Regions from separate parts of the Homo sapiens genome. Here region 2 is linked to region 1. Evidence: read pairs that join two places in POLR2A ChIA-PET (ENCODE). Cell type or tissue: MCF 10A. All regions are shown on one strand. Each heading gives the region's core, and the rest is flanking DNA. Links, peaks and the distances in the headings are about the cores only.

Region 1 (2,819 bases), core at 186-2,685:
CACGTGATCCGCCTGCCTTGGCCTCCCAGAGTGCTGGGATTACAGGCGTGAGCCATTGCATCTGGCCAGCTATCATAAGATAATTGAACAAAAGAATATCCTTGGCTAATTATTGGTCAAATTTCAATTAGCAAATGACTGCATATTACCAGTGAGTTTTCAAAGGGACTTGAGAATAGGTCTGGATCAGATCAGATATCAAAATAAACTTTCTCCCAGACAGATTCAGAGCATTTCATCAAGATGATTCAAGTAACATGAATGAAGACAAATCGGGGCCAAAAGGATGTAGCCTGCAAAGTATGACAGGGCTTGATGGAATAACATCAATATTGGTGTTTTAATATGCAATATAATTAGATTTCAGATCTAGACTCTTCTGAAAATAATGCAGACAGAGAAGTGCCTCAGGTCAGGATTTTAATTCAGAGAGTAAGATAAGAATAAATATCTTGTGGTAGTGCTCTTTTTTGTTGAAGGGTAGACTTTACTACAGAGTACATGTTGAGGTCTGATATATTTGGCAGTGCCACCATCTTCAATGTCTCTGATTTGCTTCCCAAAGTAGAGAAGGGAACACAAGTGAAAAGGAAGTTGGGATTTATTTGGATCCCAGGTTTCCAAAGACAGCATTTACACCTCTTACTGCCTCAGTTAGCCATAGCTCAAAGCTAGAGAGATTTTTGTTTCTCCTCCAAGGTAGCAAGGAAGCAAATAACTTCAGTGGTATCTTTTGTGCTACATTCTGAGATAGACGATGATTGTGATTATAGGAAGTCTTGTTCCATTTTAATTTATTCAACCATCACTTCATAAAGCATCCCCTAGGTTGGCCATAAGCAGCTCAGAGTTCCACATTCCTGCTACCTTTGCTCTTCCCTCAAGAACACCATCAAGGGCAAGAAGGGTCACTGAACCCTTCTTGGGGTTTACAGTCTTAGTGGAAAACATTAAACCAGTCAGTTCGTGCAAAAATGTTCTGCTGACACTGACTCTTTGGGCACTTTTTATCCTAAGAGATCAGAGAAGATGGGCCTGGATGTTAAGCCTATTGAACAATGGGTCAAAGATAAAAAACAGAGATGCAGTTGACTAGATTTTAGCAGCTCCTCGTGCTCCCTCCACTTCCTCTCATTTCACTCCCAACGGGGAAGGGTGTGGCCATGCTGTAGGCTTCAGGATGCCTTTTCTTTTGCAGGGCCAGAGCCTGAGACAAAAGCCTAAGAGCTCAGCCTCGTCTAGGCAAAATACGTTCACCAAGTTGCATGTGGTCTACTCCAGTTCACAAGACTCTACACTGGGGCTTGAGCCAGAGCCCAGCTAAATAGAACGTGCCTCTTTGCCCACCATCCTTTTCTGTGTATATCGTTTACTGCAGGACAGATGGAATTCAAGTGTGCAGGATCCCTTAGCCATAAATCCCTCCAGCTCCCTATATTCCTACCAGATGGCATAGAGTTGGGGACTGAGAAGGCATATTCACTGGGGACCAGCATTTGGGCAGTAGAGGCCCTAAGAGAGTGAGGGAAGCTCTTGGAGGATTTGGTATTGGTAGTAAAAAGGACTCCTTTTGGGTACTAGCTTATCCAGAACTTAAAATGTTGGAGCAGCAAGGAGCTGTGAGTCCCATGGTAAGGTCATCAGTCAGCTCAGCCCAAAGGATCTGGAGGACCTGACGGCTGCTTCTCTGGAATCTGAGCCAAGGAAGGCAAGCCAGGAGGATGAGATCACAGTCACCTCATTAATGTACTATGTGTAACACAAGTGGGTGGCAAGAAGAGCTCTCGTTGCAGAGAACACTTTGTCTTAATGCTTAGTCAAACAAGGACAAGTACATTTCAAAATGTGTGACATTTTAGCAGGAGACAGGTACAGATTCATAATCCTTTCTCCACAATTATAAAATTTAAAAGGCTCTGAAAAACAGAAGCTCTTTTGCCAGTGTGGGAAAAAACCTCACATAGTGGCAAAAACCTTTTTGACCATTGGTTATGTCTCAGAGCCCCTACCCAGCACTATCATGTCTACTGTGTACATTTTTGTTATTTTGAAATTTGGGGTTAATTTCACTCTTTGAGAAGAGTTAAAGCTGCCCTTATAGGTAACAATGAAGAGAGGGAAAGGAAGAAAAGGAAGTGCCTGTTGAAATCAATAATATTATAAGTAAAGTTATTACAGAAGATAGATCCTGCTATCTGTCTTGAAAAATACAGTATCAGAATCAAAACAATATATGACTTAAAAAACAGAACGGCAAGTTGTAGAAGATTTCCTGTGCAACAATGACTAAGAACTAATGAAAAATAGGAAAACACTTTAAAGGGCAAAGAATGCAAATCATGATGATATGTTAATTAAGTGGATTTGACAATGAAGCGAACATATACTACTAGTTTGTTATGAAGCAAGCTACTATACACTGCAAAAATTGAACACTGAAAATAATGTGAATATTTAGAAGGCTGTGGTGGTGGGGGGCTGGTAAATCTGAAATCTGTAGGGCAATTCCATAGGTTGGAAATTCAGGCAGGGTTTCTATGTTACAGTCTTAAGGTAGAAATTCTTCCCCAAAACAATCTGTTTTTGCTATTAAGGCCCTCAACTAATTGTATGAGGTCCACCAACAATATCAAGGGTAATCTCCTTTACTTAAAGTCAACTGGTGGTATATCTTAACTGCATCTACAAAATACTTCACATCAACGTCTAGACTGGTATTTGTCCAAACAAATGGTCATGCCAATGATCGTGGTCATGGTCATGGTCTAGCCAATCTGACACACAAAAATTTAACCATCACAGCTGCCTACGGAATTTAA
Region 2 (2,819 bases), core at 146-2,645, 220 kb after region 1:
TAAATTTTCTGCTTTTGTTTTCCTTTAAAAATAGGATGATGATGCTGAAGCTATCCTTGCTGCAGACTTCGAAATTGGTCACTTTTTACGTGAGCGTATAATCCCAAGATCAGTGTTATATTTTACTGGAGAAGCTATTGAAGATGATGATGATGATGTAAGCGAATTTGAATCCTGCAAAGAAATAATTGGTTGAGGGTATAGTGGTCAGAATTGGTAATAGATTAGTTTAGTTTTTAAGAAGCAGGACATAATATAATTCAAAATTAGGCTAATTACTGATGTTCTGTATATAGCTTTTCTGGGTTTTAAGTATGTCTCCTTAGGATTTTTGGATTCATTTATCTTAGCTTTTAATTTTCTGCTAATAAGATTGTTCTGAGTTTATGAAACTTTTTTATGTTTGGTTAGTGCTATAGATCTATTATGCCCTTGCCTTGACTTCACAGAGCTAGGACTTTCTTTAGTGCACAAGAAAACATTTACTGGGAGGCATAGAATTTCTATTCAAGGTAGTATTGAATGATGGTTAGGTTAAGATTAGGTTGCATATAGATGTTTTGAATATGTTTATTGCTCAACGGCAATTGTTAGAGTAGGCTTTAGGTCCTTTTCGTACAGTGCATTCCACACTTAAGTGTAGGTGAGTAATATTTACAGTAATACTTGTCTGATCATCCACTTTATCCACATGATTGTACTCTGTTCTTTAATTTTATAAATTGGCAGTGAGCAGAGTGATTCTTGCAGCTACTATGTGTTTTAATTTATAATCAGCCCCTTGATAGGAAAGTAGGTTTTCTCTTTTTAGACACTAGTTTATACAGTGATAAATGTTACTGATGCTACTCTGAAATGTGTGTTACATTCACTCAACACTTAACGCTGTTTTTCCTTTTCAGTATGATGAAGAAGGTGAAGAAGCGGATGAGGTAATGTTTACCAAATGAGCAAATAATTCTCTGTGGTTAACACATTGAGAAGCAAATTGAATGACTTATGTATTCCTTTGCTATAATCATTCTGTGATTTGGGATAAAAACATTTTGGAAAACATGATTTTAGAATTCTACAGCCAAACAATGTATGTATAAGGTTTCAATAAATAAATTGCAAAACTCAGCAACATTTTTTTATTTCAAATAATTTTGTTCTGCTGCAGGGTTATCAGCTCTTTGAAGAAGTCAAAAGCTGCAGTAAACTTTTCCAACGTTGGCTGCAGTAACTATTTTCAATAAAAGCTGTCTGGATGTCTCAAGTTGTGTTGGGAAATTTTTCATATTAGAAGCTTTCAAATTAAATTGTATTATCATCAAAGTCTGTAATCATGAAAATCTGTTGATCCGTAGAGTAACTTGTATTAAATTTTCCCTACATTATGAGCCAGTTTACCTACTATGTACATACTTCATGGATGCATTTTGAACTTTAATATAGGAAGGGGAAGAAGAAGGAGATGAGGAAAATGATCCAGACTATGACCCAAAGGTGAGCAAAATTAGTGCTGCTTTCTATTAAATTTAAGATAGCTAAAGTAAGAGTTGGTGTTTTTGAATATCAAGTTTCTCTCCGTTAAAGTCTTTAATAAATAAAGCCTATTGACTGGATAACTTTGTTTTTTCAGTCCCACTGGCATTGTGAACAGTACACATAATTTCAGTGGACGTTTTTCTAAAAAACATTGTTTTTTGTTTGGACTTCGTGCTTTTTATAGTTTCAGGTACAGTGAACCCTAGGATTCTATTTTAATGGGACGATTTGTAACAGTTTTTAAGCATTAGAAAATAAAGGTTTTTAAAAGATCTGGTTGTAGGAGTGTTCGGGAACTGGGGAGCAGTGCAGTTTGTTAGATCCTTCCAACTACTCTTACTCAGTCCCTGAGAGTCCTAGTCTATTATTCCTGAGAATTTGTTATATTAGGATTAGCAAAAACAAAGCTGATTGGTAATATAACTAACATAAATTGCTTGGTAACTTTATTTTTTTAAGATTATGGTTTAGCGTGTGTCACATTTTATGGAGTTAATTCTACAGTGTAAAGTTTGAGCTTGATTTTAGCATTTCAGTGACTTGCTAATAAAATAAATAATTTACCACCATTGTCCTATACCATTTCTTTTGACAACAGTGAGCTACTGTTATAATTAAGGCAGTAATTACTATTGAGAAATTCACTGAAGCAGGTAGAAGAAGATAGATTGACTTGTTGTTTTCCTTTAACAGAAGGATCAAAACCCAGCAGAGTGCAAGCAGCAGTGAAGCAGGATGTATGTGGCCTTGAGGATAACCTGCACTGTAATAGCCTAAACACAACTCTTATTTACTTACAGCCTTATGTTTTTGTATTTTCTTGGTAGACTAGGTAATTTTTTTTTAAAGGACAGGAAACTGATATTTTAAAGACCAATTTGTTCTACCTAGCATTTTAACTAGTTTTTCTGCCAGCTATGTTGAATGCACAAATTCTGTCACGCATGTTCATTCATTGCTACATAATTTGGTTCTTCTGGAATATTTTTATGTAGCTCTTGGAGTACAGCTATGAAAATTAACAACTGTTAAAGGAAATACCTTTTTTTTTTTTTTGTAATTTTTTCCTTGAAGAACCAAAGTATTTTTTCAGCTGGTTGTTGAATAGGGTTAAGTCCGCTTGGATTAGCTGTGCCTTTCATTACTTTGTTACAGAAATGCAGTGACTTATACTAAGACAATTTATTGTTTAAAAAAAAAATTGGCAAGACAACTATATGGTTAAGAATTTCCAGTATGACCACACCCAATAACTGTTATTAGAGTGTTAATGGATTATTGTGTTTTAG

Evidence for each region. Peaks named below come from ENCODE experiments on the same cell type or tissue, not always from the same donor. Only the 100,000 strongest peaks of a DNase experiment are listed, where the experiment ranks them.
Region 2: POLR2A ChIA-PET joins it to region 1 with 5 read pairs; 4 of 35 experiments call an interaction of 5 or more read pairs at or near these places.

Annotation. Positions count from the first base shown.
Region 1 is chr12:76,265,914-76,268,732 of GRCh38, reverse strand. All of the region lies in intron 1 of LNCOG (lncRNA osteogenesis associated), which reads right to left. Among named protein-coding and RNA genes, the nearest start is that of LNCOG, 7.4 kb to the right of the region's middle. In MCF 10A, for the core only: no CTCF peak of the experiment used is centred there; a DNase peak (open chromatin) is centred at 1,722.
Region 2 is chr12:76,047,869-76,050,687 of GRCh38, reverse strand. NAP1L1 (nucleosome assembly protein 1 like 1) reads left to right here. Exons shown (of 15, transcript NM_004537.7): 12 at 35-157; 13 at 903-932; 14 at 1,438-1,488; 15 at 2,224-2,819. The coding sequence ends at 2,259. Among named protein-coding and RNA genes, the nearest start is that of PHLDA1-DT, 17 kb to the right of the region's middle. In MCF 10A, for the core only: no CTCF peak of the experiment used is centred there; no DNase peak of the experiment used is centred there.